Regions from separate parts of the Homo sapiens genome. Here region 2 is linked to region 1. A link is an interaction called in ENCODE POLR2A ChIA-PET data of the cell type or tissue named here. Cell type or tissue: GM12878. All regions are shown on one strand. Links, peaks and the distances in the headings refer to the core of each region. The heading gives the core; the rest is flanking DNA. Region 1 overlaps FAM174B (family with sequence similarity 174 member B). Region 2 overlaps CHD2 (chromodomain helicase DNA binding protein 2).

Evidence for each region. ChIA-PET counts read pairs that join two places held together with the same protein. Peaks named below come from ENCODE experiments on the same cell type or tissue, not always from the same donor. Only the 100,000 strongest peaks of a DNase experiment are listed, where the experiment ranks them.
Region 2: POLR2A ChIA-PET joins it to region 1 with 7 read pairs; 3 of 35 experiments call an interaction of 5 or more read pairs at or near these places.

Annotation. Positions count from the first base shown.
Region 1 is chr15:92,639,248-92,648,247 of GRCh38, forward strand. The region is part of intron 1 of FAM174B (family with sequence similarity 174 member B); the gene reads right to left. Among named protein-coding and RNA genes, the nearest start is that of FAM174B, 12 kb to the right of the region's middle. RefSeq lists enhancers at 383-482, 4,377-5,157, 4,777-4,896, 5,158-5,937, 8,278-9,000. In GM12878, for the core only: no CTCF peak of the experiment used is centred there; no DNase peak of the experiment used is centred there; H3K4me3 peaks cover 367 bases; H3K27ac peaks cover 1,446 bases.
Region 2 is chr15:92,929,429-92,938,450 of GRCh38, forward strand. CHD2 (chromodomain helicase DNA binding protein 2) reads left to right here. Exons shown (of 39, transcript NM_001271.4): 6 at 8,090-8,197. Among named protein-coding and RNA genes, the nearest start is that of MIR3175, 30 kb to the left of the region's middle. In GM12878, for the core only: no CTCF peak of the experiment used is centred there; no DNase peak of the experiment used is centred there.

The sequences.
Region 1 (9,000 bases), core at 3,923-7,922:
TGCCAGCCAGCTCCCGCGATAACCAAAAGCAACCAAAACAAGCTTGTGTCAACAGAAGGAGGGCACGCTGCGCCTCTGACTAGGAAGTTTCAATCTCATAAAGATTTCAAGCCATCTAAATTAATCTGCAAGCTCAGTGAAATGCAGTAAGATACCGACCAATTTCTGCTGGGGATCTAAATGAGCTGATTCCAAAATTCATGAGGATGGGAGAAGCAGCAAGAATGGAATAGCCATGAAAATTCTATAAAGGAGTTAGATTAGTAAAACATGCTGTAAAACTACAATAACTGAACACAGTGTGATAAGGTTTGGAACTGTGTCCCCAACCAAATCTCATGTTGAACTGTAATCCCCAGTGCTGGAGGTGGGGCCTGGTGGAAGGTGACTGGATCATGGGGGTGGGCCTTCATGAACGGTTTGGCACCATCCTCTTCGCGCTGTTCTTATGATAGTGAGTGGGTGAGTGCCTGAGAGATCTGGTGGTTTAAAAGTGGGTGATACCTCCCGCCTTGCTCTTTCTCTTGCTCCTGCTCCCACCATGTGAGTGCCTGCTCCCCTTTGCCTTCCACCATGATTGGAAGCTTCCTGAGGCCTCCCCAGAAGCAGAAGCTGCTATGCTTCCTGTACAGCATGCTGAACCATTAGCCAATACCCAGTCTCAGGTATTTCTTTATAGCAGTGCAAGAACAGACTAATACACAGTGGCATCCCACACTAACAATCAGATGCTATAGCAGAATAGAAAGTCCAGAAATACACCCAAATACACACTGGAATCTAGTATAGGATAAAGATGGCATTTCAAATGAGTGAGAAAAAGGTAACTCATTAAATATTTTGTTGATAACCACCCATATCTCACACTTTGTATCAGCATAAATTAGACGGATCAGACTTAAATGTAGAAAATAAAACCATAGAAGTACTAGAAGAAAACATGGGAGAAATCCAAAATCCATTTTTTTAAAAAAGGATGATAAATGTAAACACATAAAAATGTCTTAAAGTCAAGGTAAATAGGCGGGGAGCAGTGGCTCACACTTGTAATCCCAGCACTTTGGGAGGCTGAGGTGGGCAGATCACCTGAGGTCAGGAGTTCGAGACCAGCCTAGCTAACATGGTGAAACCCCATCTCTACCAAAAATACAAAAATTAGCCGGGCATGGTGGTGGGCACCTGTCATCCCAGCTATTCGGGAGGCTGAGGCAAGAGAATTGCTTGAGCCCATGAGACATAGGTTGCAGTGAGTGGAGATCGTGCCACTGCACTACAGCCTGGATGACAAAGTGAGACTCCATCTCAAAAAAAAAAAAAAAAAAAAAAAAAAAAAAAAGTCAAAGGAAATGATATACTGGGAGAACTATTTCCAACTCATCATAAATTTTGGTTTTTGTTTTTTGGTTTTTGTTTTTTTTTAAGACACAGTCTCACTCTGTCACCCAGGAGTGCAGTGGCATGATTTTGGCTCACTGCAACCTCTGCCTCCCAGGTTAAAGTGTTTATCCTGCCTCAGCCTCCCAAGTAGCTGGGATTACAGGCACACACCACCACACTCAGCCAATTTTTGTATTTTTAGTAGAGATGGGGTTTCACCATGTTGGCTAGGCTGGTTTTGAACTCCTGACCTCAAGTGATCCACCCGCCTCAGCCTCCCAAAGTGCTGGGATTACAGGCATGAGCCACCGCGCCTGGCTAACATATTATAAATGTTTTAAAATTTAATCTCCTTAATATATATATAGTCCCTAAAAACCAATAAAAAAGATCAATAATCTAATTGAAAAACTGGTAAAGAACATAACACAGGCAGTTCACACACACACACACACACACAAACCTAAATGGCTCCGCATTCTTAACTATGAAAAAATGTCCAATCTCACTTTCAATAAGATAAATGTAATTTTGATCTTCACAGAGATTCAATTTTTCACCTATTAATTTAGCAAAAATAGAAATGTCTGAAAACACACTGTTGGCAAGGATGTACAGAAACACTCTCTCATTACTTGTTTGTGGACATGTAAATTGTTACAACATATACAGAGAGCAGTGTGACAATATCCATCAGTTACAAAAGGTATAGCCCTTAGTCGGCAATTCCATTTCTAGGAATTTGTCCTACAGGTATGTTTCCACATGTGTGAAATGACACCTACATGCCCATTAACAGAAGACTGATTAAATAAATTATGTTACATCCATATAATGAACACTAAGCACCTATATAAATGAATGAAGAGCTTTTTAGGAATAACCACTCAGACACACAAGATATTTTTATAAAGCAAGGTAAAAAGCATAGTGTATGTGTAAGAGATAGAAAAGATATCCACATGCAAAAGAATAAAGTTGGACTCCTATAAATCATCTAAAAAAATTAACTCACACAATATACAAAAATTACCTCAAAATGGAACTTACATATAAGTATGTAAGACTTATATGTAAGAGCTAAATTTTTAGAAAAAAATAGCATAAATCTTTGCGACACTAGATTAGACAATGGCTTATTAAATATGACACCAGAAGCAAAAGCAACAAAAGAAAAAACTAGATAAATTGGACTCATCAAAATTTAAAACTTTTGTGCTTCAAAGAATATAATCAAGAAAGTGAAAAGACACCCCCATAGAATGGGAGGAATCACTTGCAAACTATACATCTGATCAAAGTATTTTTATGTAGAATATATGAAGAACTCTTACCCATCAATAATAAAAAGACAAATAACCCAATGTAAAATGGGCAAAAGACCTGAATAGACAGTTCTCAAAAGAAGATTTACAAATGCACAATACACGAAGGCAAACAAGGTCAACATGACTAGCCATCAATGCATTGCAAATTAAACACACAACGAGATACCACTTTATACCTTAGGATGGCTATAAGCAAAAAGACAGACAATAACAAATGTTGGTGAGGATATAAGAAATCATAACCCTCATACACTTCTAGTGAGATGTAAACTAGTACAGCAATTTGGAAAACCATTTGGCAGTTTGTCAAAAGGTTAAACATGGAGTTATCATATGACCCAGCAATTCCACTCCTAGGTGTATATTCCCAAGAGCCATCAAAATACATGTCCACACAAAAACTCATATACTTGTTCAGAGCAGCATTATTCATAATAGCCCCAAAAAGGAAACAACTTAAATACCTGATATGGTTTGGCTGTGTCCCCACCCAAAGCTCATCTTGAATTGTAGTTCCCATAATCCCCATGTGTTGTGAGAGGGACCTTGTGGGAGGTGATTAGATTATGGGGGTGGTTCCCCCATGCTGTTCTCATGATAGTGAGTTCTCACAAGATTTGATGGTTTTATAAGGGGATTTTCCCCAATCCACTTTGCACTTCTCTCTCCTGCCACCATGAGGACATGTTTGCTTCCTCTTCCGCCATGATTATAAGTTCCCTGAGGCCTCTCCTGCCATGCAGGTTTAACTGTGAGGCAATTAAACCTCTTTCCTTCATAAATTTCCCAGTCTCAGGCAGTTCCTTATAGCAGCCCCTGAGAACAGGCTACTACAATATCTATCTATTGATGAATGGGTAAATAAAAGATGGTATACCCATTCGATGGAACATAACGGCAATAAAAAGAAATGACACATGCCACACATAGATGAACCCTGAAAACACTGTACTAAATAAAATAAGCTATTCACAAAAGACCACACATTGTATGGTCCCATGTATATGAAAGACCAGAAAAGGGAAATCTATACACAGAAAGAAAATTCAGAGACACATAGAGATTAACTACTATGGATTCATGGTTTCAGTCTGGAGTGATGAATGTATTCTAAAATTGATTTCAGTGATAGATGCACAACTCTGTAAATATACTAAAAACCATTGAGTTGGACACTTTATTTGTTTTTTTTTTTTAAGAGAGGTGGGGTCTGGCTATGTTGACCAGGCTGGTCCAAACTCCTGGCATCAAGCAATCCTCCCATCTTGGCCCCCAAAGTGCTAGGATTACAGGCATGAGCCACCATGCCTGGCTGGGTTGGACACTTTAAATGAGTGAATATAGTATATAAGTTATATCTCACCAAAGTCATTATAAGAAATAGGGAAGGAATGTGTGTGTGTGTGTGTGTGTGTGTGTGTGTGTATGCATGTATATATTACACTCACTTGCTTCTATATTTATAAAATCTCCCTGGAAAGATTTGACAAGAAATTGACAACACAAAGTGAAGAAAACTGTGTGGCTAAAAGGTAAGAATACTTTTTGCTATATGCTCTTTTGTTCTTTGTGAATTTTGAACCATGTGAATATATGACCTAATTTAAAACCAAGTATATAAATACAATTCAATGTAAATCATTAAAATAAATTTTGAAATGGAGTAAGTCTGTGTCAGGCTGCCCCTCTGGCAGGAGACCCTTCTCCCAGGGCCCACCCATGGCTGACTCCATGTGGCTTTGCCCGGCTATCCTGGTGACTTCAGAACCCAAACTCAGTGACTCAAACCTTTCCTCCACCTGGAGGAAATGGAAATAGTGGGCTGTTTCCATTTTTAAGCCCACTAAAGTAGTTCTGTAGCCCAAGGACCAGCGTTCTGCCAAAACCATATTACTTGTCAATGAACAGCACACGTGAACTCTGACATTTGGAAAAAGTAATCAAGAAAATGAAAATGGATCATGGGAGAGGAAGACTGAAGCACACAGGTGCCGCCAGTGTAGACAGGAGGACTAGCAGGCGACCCTGAGCCAAGCGGTCCCTCCAATGCTCTGAGGACACAGACCTGTTTCGCTTTTACCCTCTGAGCTCTACGCTGCACCTCCTCCTCAGGACATAAGAAGTAACAGAGCTTCCCCCAGAAAACCAGCTACACTTGAAGAAATGAAGAACATGACTCAGAACCCACTCTTCAGCCCTAGCCTCTGCCCCACCCTGTAAGGAAGCAGGTGTTGGAGGCCCCTGGACAATCAACAGGCTAGCCAGGGTCTCACCACCATGGCCTGCCACCAAGACACATTCCCAATAACCAGCCTACCTCCCTTTCTGCCCTGGGCACAGCCCTCTGAGCTCCACCCGACACCTTCCACCTAGAGCATTTTCGACAAGCCACTGAGAGGCAAACACCGGTGTGATAGAAATCTCATCTTACTCCACTGCAGATGGGCCACTTCAGACAAATAAGTCACATGAGGCAAAAGCATTTTCCTCTAGTGCAGCAAGAGCCTCCAGATCTCCAGCAGCCAAGCTCCAACACCATCCAGCTCCGGCAGAACCCTCCCCAACACAGAGGCTGGGGAGACCCTGGATGCACCCTCGCCTCACCCCTGTCCTAGGGCACCCCCTCCCCACCACGCTGCAGCCCCTCAGTTCCAGCACCCAGCACCCAGTCACCAGTCAAGCACCATGGCTCAACATACCAGGTCAATAACTCAAATGCCCCAAGGCCTTGTAGACAAAAGAAACCAGAGCAGCAGGACTGCTGAGACCTAAACAAGGGAACAAACAACAGTGACAAGTGGTGGACAATACTCTGTCTTCAAGTCAAAAAGGCACAAATAGCGGCACCCTGCCCAGCCTAGGTGGAGTGGCAGCCACCAAGCTCCTGCCCGGCTGCCCCGGAACAGAGGTCTTGCACTTCCATGTATCCCCACCTGTCAAAAGAAGGAGGAAATCTAGATTTTTATATAAAGGCTCCTAACTTTTAAGTGTTCTCAACTATCTTAGTTTTTAAAACACTGTGCAGATCAAAAAACAAAACAAATGTCTGTGGGCCACATTTTTCAGCCCCAGGCCATCAGTTTACCATCTCTGACTTGGTTCTCTGACCATGGTTCATTAGGTCCTACGTGCCAAGCATGAGTGATATTTAGTAACTCAGCTCAAAATCATGAGCCCAGAGAGATGTAATGATATGCACGTTCCACTAAATCCTTCCTTATCTCTGTTCACCAACAGTTCAACCATGACTAAGGAGTATTGACCATTATTTATATAATCTAGCTGCTTCCTCTACCTCCTGGGCACCATCCCATTGGGGTTAACCAAGTGTTAGCACTGTTGGTTGACCCCAGGATGGGCATGCAGCACACAGCACAGACCGTGCCCCTGGGGGCTTACGCTTCATAGAGGATCATCCAGCATGGGCCAGACAACCCTGAAGAGCTCAATGACAAGTCTTCAGGTTTTTCTTCATTACACTAAAGTGTTTAGCCTCCATCTGCTCCCCATCCTGTTTCTCTTTCCCTCTCTCAGTCCCTGAGGGATAAATCCAATGCTTACTCTTCCAAGACAAAAGCAGCACACAGTAAATCCGGCAACAGCAAATGCCCCAAGACCTGTTCCTCCAGCTCTCGGGTGTGTTTGCAAAGGGTTGGTTCTGCTTTGTTTTTATATAAGGGGCCAGGGAAGGGAAGTGAGGTTTAAAGCAGAGAAGGTAGCCCCTAGGGGCAGCCCCATGGGGTCAAGGACAGCGGCAAGATGACCCAGAGGGGCCCTTGGTGGACCCAGGGGACCTGACCACCACCTGGAAACTCTGAGGTCACAGTGCTTTGGGGCACATGTCGTAAGGGGCCCTTTCAGTACCACTTATCCCTGCCACCCAGGTAGGGGAGGGTGGGAATGTCAGTCCTCACCACCCACTCCTTCTAGGCAGATGCTCCCAATGCCCCTCCACCCAGCCCCAAGGCCCAGCTGCATGGCTGGAGTTTTCATGAGCAAGTTTCACCTGTGAGTCCTCTTCTTCCTCACCAAACCTATCCCTTTCCCTGCCTGGTCACCCCCTTCACAATGCCCCCCTTCTCTATGCCCTTCAGGACAGCCTGACACTTTCCTCTTTCTCCTCTTCATCCATTCAGGCCTCCAGTCCTCCCAAGTGGTCCTTCCAGCACCTTCCACGGGTCTCCCCAGACATCCTGCACCCCCCACACCAGCCACGTCACTATTCATGCATTCTTGGTAAATCCTTGGTACAACCTGATCTGGACCAACATTTCTAGAGAAGCCCTGTGATTACTTCACTCTTGTATTAAAATCCTCCATTTGCTCCTCTCACCCACTACAAATCTCCTAGTCCTCCAGCTGGAATTGGCTTCCAAAATCCAGCTGCAATGGGAAGGGTGAGGCGGACTCCTCCCCTTCCCCAGCTGCTCATCCTTGAGCAAGACACTTCAACAACTGAGCCTTGGTTTTCTCATCTGTGAAATGGGGATGATAAACCAAAATTGAAATTCTAAGCCCCCCAACCATCTGAATGAACCCCTCCTCTCAGCAAGGCTATTGACAGCAATTTGGAATCTCAGCAGTGCCAAAGCTAACCCGAAAAACTAATTCAGGCCATGATGGGAAGGGTGGGGGGTTGGACATACCTGATTCTACCCTCCTCCCTTTTGGATTTATTGATAGACCCTCTAAGTCTGACAAGAAACATTTACAATCTATTCTCTCCAAAGCCTGCCACCTGGAGGCTTCGCCTGCATAATAAAACCTTGGTCTCCACACCCACTTATCTTAACCCAGACATTTCTAAGTTTTAGACAATAACTTAACTCTTTCAACCAACTGCCAATCAGAAAATCTGTGAATCTACCTATGGCCTGGAAGTTATCCCCCCTTCCACTTATCCTGCCTTTCTGGACCAAACCAATGTACATCTTACATGTATTTGATATCTCATGTCTCCCTAATATGTATAAAACTAAGCTGTACCCCAACCACCTTGGGCACATGTTCTCAGGATCTCCTGAGGGCTGAGTCATGGGCCAGTGGCCACTCATATTTGGCTCAGAATAAATCTCTTTAAATATTTTACAGAGCTTGACTCTTTTTGTCGACAGGACTGACAGTGCACCACTCATAGGAGTGAGGAAAACATATAAAATGCTTATCACAGAGTCCGTTACACAGTAAGGGCTTAATAAATACTAGTTGCTATTATTGTCATCAACATCACAATTTCCAAGTGATTTCACAAACCCTACCCTCAGCAAAGCTTGCTTCACCCATCTGGTCCTGGAAGAACCTCTTCTTCCTCCCATCCTGCCAAGTCCTAATCGTCCTCCTCCTCCACCATGCCTTCCCAGACCATTCTGGTCCCTGACCCATCCTTTCTCAGTTTACCTAGCATTGCTTTTAATACATGGCTCCCCTGTGGGATTGGACGGCTCCTTATCTGCCAAGTAGAATCATTCAAGCCATAAGCCAAAAATAAAATTCTAAGCCCCCCAGCCAGTTGAAGAGACCTGGCCAAGAGGACCCCAGAGAAACCTGAAAAACTAAATTCCAGGCCTAGACAAGAAAGGAGGTCAGACACGCCACATTATACCCCTCCCTTTTGGAGTTTAGGCACAAATGACCAGCATTAATAATGAAATAGAGATCATAAGACTGGCAAAACAAGGCTCTTTGTGGCAATAAGATACCAAATTCCAACCTGATTCTGTGTAGCATCACATGACAGACAGCAGGCCCTGAAGGAAATGAAATTTTACCCAAAAATGTCTGTGACATGGTTTGAAATGGCCCTGCAAAGCCATCTTTTGTGGGAAAATTTTTGCATCTATAGAGAATCTTCATTAATGCAGCTAGGCCTTTGGTGGATCTAGGAGAGATTAACTAAAAGTCTGGCACCTTTTAAGATCTGAAAAGAGGCATTTACCATCTATTCTCTCTGAAGCCTGCTACCTGGAGGCTTCATCTACATAACAAGAACCTTGGTCTCCACAACCCCCCTTATCTTAACTCAAGCATTCCTTTCTATTGACTTCAAGTCTTCAGACAAAGCTTAACTCTTTCAAGCAACTGCCAATCAAAACCTCTTTGAATCTGCCTATGGTCTATAAGCCCCACTTCAAGAAGCCCTGCCTTTCTGGGCTGAACCAAAGTAAACCATCCATATATTGATTCATGTCTTTGCCTGTAACTTCTATCTCCCTAAAATGTATAAAACCAGGCTGAAACCTGACCACCTCGGGCCCACGTTCTCAGGACCTCTTGATATTGTTCCCCAGGTCAATAT
Region 2 (9,022 bases), core at 1,164-5,163, 290 kb after region 1:
TAGTAAGCAAGGAACAAATGTAGATTTGCTATTTTTATGGCAAAATTATATTGGCTGAACATCCATTTTGGTAAGAAATTACATATTGTTGTTTCTGTATAATTTTAATGTTGCAGTTCATAAGCCAGAAAAATTTAATTTGTGGACTTAATGTGGAGTTTCTTTATAACATAGATTTATATGTTGATTTTTTAATTTAAAAAGTTCGATTTATATGATATGAAATTATTTGATTTTTTTTGAGAAATAATTTTTAAAGTCATTTTTTGGAGAGGGTGTGGATCCCGTTGACAATCTGAATTCTATAGCTTCTCTCAAAAATGTAGATATTCAAAACTTTGTATACCAGTTCAGGGGTTCTCATGTTAAACAGTTGTCCATGGCTTCTATTAAGAGCTCTAGGTACATATGCTCTGTTGTAAAATATTATTACTCTTTAGTAAGTGGCCTAAGGCAAGTCATTTGAGATTTTAAAACCCATTTCCTCATCTCCAAAAAAAAAAATAATACCATCTACCCAACAGGATTATTAGAAACTATGCTAAGATTTTGTGACATTAAATAAATGTAGGGTATTACAGAGCCTTACAGAAAAGTACTTAATTTTGCCCTGCTAGAGCGCATTCAGTTTTCATTTGTGTTTTGGAGAAATAGTAACTGTAAGCAAACCTGCACTTGGCATCTTAGAAGGCTTTTGTTCTGCCCCAGTCTCCTGGTCTGCTTGGGAGACTATTATCTGCTTACTGGTCTAATGGCCTTTTGAGTATCTTTCCTGAAATGTCCACCTTGATTACACCCTGGGAAATCCATGCATGTAATCATTACTTCACCATCTGGCTACATTCCTTTGGTCTCTTGACTGCAAGTTAAATGGTGCTATGCTTGAATTCTTGACTTCCTATTTTAATGGCCTTATTTGTGTGTGCAGAAGCCAGCGTTTTTTTCAGTCACTGTATAATACATTGCGCTTACTCTGGTTACTGGCTCATAGTCTTGTCAGCCTTTTTGTTTTGTTTTGTTTTGAGACAGGGTCTCACTCTGTTGCTCAGGCTGGAGTGCAGTGGCTTGATCTCAGCTCACTGCAGCCTTGGCTTGCTGGACTTAATTGACCCACCTAAGCCACTCGAGTAGCTGGGACTACAGGCATGTGCTATCATGCCCAGCTAAGTTTTTAAAAATTTATTGTATAGATGGGGTCTCACTATGTTTCTCAGGCTGGTTTCAACCTCCTGAGCTCAAGCAGTCCTCCAGCCTCGGTCTCCTAGGATTACAGGTGTGAGCCACTGTGCCCCGCCACTTATCAGTCTTAAGAATTCCCCAAAGTTGGCAACCTTCAGTAGCATATATGGACCTTTCTTTTCCTGAGTAGAACCTCTTAGTTCCTTGCAGAGTGGGATCTGTCTTCTTTTTCATATTGCTTCCCTACCCTAGGGCTGTTCATAGGAACTGCCTTGGGCTGAGATAGTTCCCCTCATGTTCCTGTGTTTGGGCACTGGGCTAGCCTTCGTTTCTGCTATTCTCTGGCCAGCTGGTGAGTATTGTGGATTTACAGAGAGCTCTTCTCCTGAGTCACCAGTTGAGATTCCTGAAAGATTAATTAGGGGAGGTCTTGTAGCTGCTGACACTCAAGTTGCAAGGCACTTTAGGAGCCTTCTGTGATCCAAGCTGAGCAAGTGTAACATAACCTAATGTGTGGTCACATGCATTTCAGAATTCAGACTCACTCAGAGAGTGAAAGGTTTGAAATATTGGCACAAAGAAATGCTTTTCTGAAACCCTGCAGATTTTATTCACACATTTTAGAGTTTTTAAAAAGGGACCATTTTGTAAAATTGGTTTAAAAAAATTAATTCCAAACTTTAGGAAAGTTGCAAGAATAAAAGTGCAGTACAAAGGACACCTTATATACTTTACCCAGATTACCATTTTTCCTCCATTTGCTTTATTATTATGGGTGCTGTTTATTTAAGAGAGAGGGTCTTGCTCTGTCACCTAGGCTAGAGTGCAGTGGTGCAACCTTGGCTCTCTGCAGCCTCAATCTCCTGAGCTCAAGTGATCCTCCTACCTCAGCCTCCCAAGTAGCTGGGACGACAGGCGTGCACCACCATGCCTGATTTTGTATTTTTGTAGACATAGAGGTCTCACTACGTTGCCCTGGCTGTTCTCAAACTCCTGGCCTCAAGTTATCCTCTCACCTTGCTCTCCAAAAGTGTTGGGATTAGCATACGTGAGCCACTGCACCCAGCCTGTGTATATTTATATATATACAAACATAATGTTTTTTATGAACTATTTGAGACTAAAATTCATAAAATTTTACCTTTTATCCCTTTACCTTAAATATGTAAGGTGTATTTCTTAAAAATAAGGATTTTCTCTTTTATAAGCACAGTACAGTACAGATTCAACTTAGATTTAAAACATTGCTGACGTACTTTTTTTTTTTTTTTTTTGAGACGCAGTCTGGCTTTGTCGCCAGGCTGGGGTACAGTGGCGCAATCTCGGCTCACTGCAGCCTCCGCCTCCGGGGTTCAAGCAATTCTCCTGCCTTAGCCTCCCGAGTAGCTGGGACTACAGGCGTGCGCCACCACGTCCAGCTAATTTTTTCTATTTTTAATAGAGACGGGGTTTCACCATGTTGGCCAGGATGGTCTCAGTCTCTTGACCTCGTTATCAGCCTGTCTTGGCCTCCCAGAGTGCTGGGATTGCAGGCTTGAGCCACCGCACCTGGCTGCTGATGTACTTTTGTCTGATTCATATTTCAGTTTTGTCAATTAACCCAATAAAGTCTTTCATAATATTTTTCCATCTCTACTACAGGATCTAGTTTAGGGTCAGTTACATACAATTAGTTGCACATCTTTTTTTTTTTTTTTAATTGTACTTTAAGTTCTAGGGTGTATGTGCACAATGTGCAGGTTTGTTACATATGTATACATGTGTCATGTTGGTGTGCTGCACCCGTTAACTCGTCATTTACATTAGGTATATCTCCTAATGCTGACCCTTCCCCCTCCCCCCCACCCCATGACAGGCCACAGTGTGTGATGTTCCCCACCCTGTGTCCAAGTGTTCTCATTGTTCAATTCCCACCTATGAGTGAGAACGTGCGGTGTTTGGTTTTCTGTCCTTGCGATAGTTTGCTCAGAATGATGGTTTCTAGCTTCATCCATGTCCTTACAAAGGACATGTCTGATTTCTTTAATTGGGAGCACTTTCACAGCCTTCTTTTGCTTTTAGGACATTGATGTTTTTGAAGAATGCAGTCTTGCAAGGGACTGTGTTCTTTGCAGAATTACGAAGAGACCAATTACCCCGTCACGATTTGTATTAGGTTTTTATTTTTTGGGATGGACTCTCGCTCTGTCGCCCAGGCTGGAGTACGATGGCGCAATCTCAGCTCACTGTGACTCAAGTGATTCTCCTGCCTCATCCTCCTGAGTAGCTGGGATTACAGGCATGCGCCACTGTGCCCAGCTGATTTTTGTATTTTTAATAGACATGGGGTTTCACCATGTTGCCCAGGCTGGTCTTGAACTCCTGACCTCAGGTGATCCACCCGCCTCAGCCTCCCTAAGTGCTGGGCTTATAAGATGAGCCACCGCGCCCGGCCCCTTTTTTTTTTTTTTTTTAAGTTAAAGAGACAGGGTCTTCCTCTATTGGTGCACATGTGTGGCCATAGCTCACTGCAACCTTGAACTCCTGAGCTCAAGTGATCCTCTTGCTTCAGTCTCCCCAGTAGCTGGGACTGTAGGCACGTACAACCACATCCAGCTGTATTCATACTTTTAAAGCTTAGAAGAAGTTATACAGCACAATGGACCTGCACAATATTTAAAATATTTTTAAATTAGTTAGCATCATTTAATTGAGAGTGCATAACAATCTGTGTTTTTAGCTTCTTTTGAGAAAATTTGGTAATGCTGGCTTATGTAACAGTGATGGACCAGGAGTTCTCCATTTTGCCTTGTTTGCAGTTCTCATCTGGCCCCTGTGAGTATTTGAGATTGTAATCTCTGACTTAGAGTCATACAAACAAACAAAACATTGAACTTTTTTTAACCAACTCAGATGCTGTTTTGATTAAACTCTTTTTTTCATGCATTACCTCTTAATGTTATCCAAATTGCGCAGTGTTGTATAAGATTTTTGTTGACTTCTGGTCCTGGTGGTTTTGTTTTGTTTTTGTTTTTGAGACGGCGTTTTATTCTTACCAGGTGGGAGTGCAGTGCAGTAGCACATTCACAGCTCACTGCAGCTTTGACCTCCTGGGCTCAAGTGATTCTCCCACCTTAGCCTCCTGAGTAGTTGGGACTGCAGGCGCACACCACCACACCAAGCTAATTTCTTAATTTTTTGTAAAGGCTGGGTCTCACTCTGATGCCCAGGCTGGCCTTGAACTCCTTGGTTCAAGCCATCCTCCCACCATGGCCTCCCAAAGTGTTGGGATTACAGGCATGAGCCACTGTGCCCGGCCCTTTTCCAGTGTTTTGAATTGGAGATTGTCACATACCTGTAACACAGTGGAAGGGAATCCCTATTAGCCTCAGATTTCTGTTGATCATTGGAATTTTTTTTTCAAAAGCATGCTTTCTTGGGGAAATCTACTGAAGACTGAGGAAACAAAAGTAGCTACTTCCCTCTTCCAGATGTCTTCTAAGTGGAGGAAAAAGGAGTTTTCTTTTTTACAGACAGTTAATAGCAAGCCTTACCAACTCTTGGTCAAAGTTCTGGCTCATTATATTTAAAAGTAGCTTTTGTTCATTTCCTACTTTACAGTTGATTAGATTTGATTTGTCTGTCTTAGGATTTGTGTCTAGCCAACCACCTTTTCCCAATAAAGGAAGAAAACTATACACATTTAAATTGCATTTTGACTTTTTCCATGTCTATTTACATTGCCTTGGGGCCTCTTGGCTAAATCTTGGTATTTTTCTCCCTAGTTCTCAAAATTTCGGGAAAAATTTAGTTGAATTATGTGTTTTTACAGTATCTAGGGGGGACTCTGTTAATGGCCTCTAAAGCTGGATATTGTAAGTTTCCTTTGATAGACATTTTTTGCTCACGATCTCATATCTTAAACTATTCTTTATTGTAGACTGACTTACAATGTATGGCTTAGTGGTGGAGTCTTGATAAGATTTGCATTTTATAAGAGGCCAGTAATGTAGGAGAGGACAGCAGTTTCACATGTGGGAGAGCCTTATACATCTGTAGGGTTGGGAAGTAATTTCTTTGTAACAGCTCAGTCACTTTTTTCACTTCACCCATTCTTCACAGTGACTTAGTATTGCTGGTCCTTACTATCTTTTTTCTCGTTCTTGAAAATGAAAAGAAAACGTGAAAGAATCCAACCAATTTCAAATATACATACACACACACTTAGGCCTTTTAAACCTTGAGTTTTTCAAATACTCCCAGGACGTGTAAGCCTGGCTTTAATGTTTCCTGATTCTTTGGTCCTCAGTGAGTTATGATTGAAAGTAGCAGGGCTGAGGGTTGGTGATATGGCCAAGCAACTCATTTCCTCACTGCACTTCAGTTTCCTTCTCTGGGAGGAGAACTTTGGACTAGTTGATTTGCTAAGTTTTTTTTTTCTTTCTTTCTTTCTTTTTTTTTTTTTTGAGAACAGAGTCTCGCTTTGTCACCTAGGCTGGAGTGCAGTGGCCCGATCTCGGCCCACTGTAAGCTCCACCTCCCGGGTTCACGCCATTCTCCTGCCTCAGCCTCCAGAGTAGCTGGGACTACGGGCGCCCGCCACCACGCCTGGCTAATTGTTTTGTATTTTTAGTAGATACGGGGTTTCACCACGTTAGCCAGGATGGTCTCAATCTACTGACCTCGTGATCCGCCCGCCTCGGCCTCCCAAAGTGCTGGGATTACAGGCGTGAGCCACCGCGCCCGACCTTTTTTGCATTCTTATATTGGGAGATTCTAAGTCCTCCTGGTTGTTCATAAGTCTGTAAATCTGTAATCTAACTGGAAAACTCTAGCCTCAACACATCCATTCTCTGTGTTTGCTGTCTGCTATACTTATAGAAGTGGACCTCATTGGTGGCCCTGGTTTAGGTTCTCAATTCCTGGGGGAGATATGGTAATTAGAATTTATTGGTGAATCTTTCTTATCTGAAGGACTAGCTGTTCATATTCCTTCAAGCATGCTTCTACTTCTCTCCAGTTTGACTGTGTAAGCCCCCTCTGAGGGGTAAACTGTTGTGGACTTGGTCTGAGGGAGACTGCAGACTCATGCTGGTCTCCCACTTACTGTAAACATCTTCCTTTCTTCCTTCCTGGTGATCACCTTATATTCCTTGGATTCTTAGCAAACATTTATTGTACTATGCTCCGGGGAAGCAGAATTAGACCAGTGTCCAGAGTGTATATACGAAGGTCTTTGTTTTAAAGAGACTGAAGGATATTAGGCAATACTAACAGGCCTTTCTGTCTTACCAGAAGCACCCCTACCCGTCTGACTGATAGACTAATTGCGCATTCTTTCATTGATTTTTTTTTTTTTAACCTAACAAAGAAACATCTCCATTTGCCTGACTTTGGCTAAACTCTGGTACAAAGACGAACAAAAAGTCTTGGTGTACAAGGACCCATCTACTGGGGAAATGCATATGGAAACACGCAGTGCTAGTAGAAGTTGAATAATATTCATAAAATTGCTCCACTGACCGTCCGTGGAAGGCCTGAATTGTTGTTTTTTCCCCCTAAGGTCTCCACCAATTCAGGTTTAGGGTGACCGTTGTAGCTTTTAGGAAGGTTCTCAATCTGCACATCAGCCACCTCCTTTCAATAAGCTTTCACCATTACTTGACCTGTTCTCCCATGAAGAATATTGATTTGACATTTGTCTTGTTGTAGCTGTTGTCTTTAGTATGACCTCATTCCCTATAAAGTGACCCATAGGCAAATTGGTAATTGTTTGATTTACAGAGAAGCCCCAGGCACTTGCCTGTCAGTTTTTTCCTAGGTATTTCATGCCTAGCAGCTATTACATGTTTCTTCCCTCTTCTCTGTAGGTGAGAAATGAGTGGGGTCCCTGCAATATCTTGTTGGATTTTCAAGTAAACTAAAACTGTTTGGGATAGTAGGACGCCTGTAGGTTATGGCTCTTTCAAGCCTTCTAAGAATTCAAGGAGCAAAGGAACATCTACTGTATCTAATAATTATTAAAAACTACATCTTTAGCTGAACAGATTAGTTATATGATAGGTTTATTGTTGAAAAATAATTTTAGGGACTGTTTCCTTAAATGTATTCTAGAGACTTAAAATATCTAGTATAGTGGTTCTCAGAGTTTCTACCCAGTATCAGCATTACTTGAATTTGTTGAAATTCATATTTTTTAGGCCTCAACTGAGACCTACTGCATCAGGAGCTCTGACTAGGGCCCAGAAATCTTTTTTTTTTTGATGGAGGAGGGGCAGATAGGGGCAGGGTTTCACTCTTAACCGCCTAGGGTGGAGTACAGTGGCAAAATCACAGCTGACTGCAACCTCAAACTCCTGGGTTCAAGTGATCCTTCCGCCTCCTCAGCCTCCTTAGTAACTAGGACTGTAGACATGCTCCACCAGGCCTGGCTCAATTTTAAAATTTTAACTTTAATTTTTCTGGAGAGGTGTCTTGTATTGCTCAGCTTGGTCTTGAGCTCCTGGACTCAAGTGAAACTCCCACCTTGGCCTCCCAAAGTGCTGAGATTACAGGCATGGACCATCTCACTTGGCCCAGAAATCTTTTTTAACAAGCCCTTTAGGTGGTCCTGATAACATTTTAAAATTTTGGAAGCACTGATCTTGTGCATGTTATGGTTTCAATCTTGTCAATAAGAGTAGTAAATGAAAAAAGTACATATATATCCATTTTTATTTATTTTTGTTACTGGAGATAAAATAGGAATCGATATTATGTAGTCCAGGAAGGATCACAATTCAAGTTTAAATGGAGCTAGAATCTCTTTTAGCATGTCTAAAATGTGCATGTTCTGCCCTTTGGATAGTAAAATTGAAATTGGTTTTGTCGGATTATTTATCTTGAAGGATTCTTTTAGAAAAAAATTACTTTGTTTTGCTTTTGATCACAGAGAAAAATGGAAACAGGAACCCTCAGAAGATGAACAGGAACAAGGCACCAGTGCAGAGAGTGAGCCAGAACAAAAAAAAGTAAAAGCCAGAAGACCTGTCCCCAGAAGGTGCACTGTTTGCTTAAGATCTCTACTTGGGATGAGCTTAATCTGCTGTAGATTGGGAAGGATAATGTCGTGCTGAAATGAGAGCTTTAATGAGATGCATTGTGTTTTGATTCTGCGTTTTAGATATCTGTGGTTCACTTTCAGCCAGCCTACATTGCAGGTCTTACTGCTTCTTTCTTCGCAGACTGGCTATCGTGGGGCAAACATGTCTTCCGCTTTTAGTAAAACTCCTTATATGTTTGGCCAGGGTACAGTCTCTTTTTGGGAGAACAAATTGTTTAAAACACTGTTTGCCTGGCTTAAAGCATACTTGAGTGGTTTATTACCTTGTTCATAAAATCTATATAACATTAAACAAATAATCTGATTGTGTAGAGAAGGAGGTAGGCTGAAATAGCAGCAAATTATGCTAATTTTTGATAAGACAGATGGCAGCCTAAGATAGTGATGACAGGAAAAGGGAGTCAGAAGACAGGCCCCAGGGAAAATTACCTCCTTGTAGTATTGCTTAGAATGGACTCAGCAAACTATGCCCTTTGGGCCAAATTTCATCCACCACCTATTTTCATATGGCCTGTGAGCTAAGAATAGTTTTTATAGATGAACATTTCTAATTTACAGTTTAAGGATAGAGAGCACTAAATTTGAACTCCAATTAAGTGAAATGTTATCCCCTCAAAAACAATTCTGTTCTCATTAGTAGATATATATTGCAGTAAATGTACCTGATTATTTCATTTTGAATTATTTAAAAAAATTTGTGAAAATTTATTTTCTTTCATTATGTAAGGACCTATACATTGGTCCCCATTTTGCCTCTTGGCT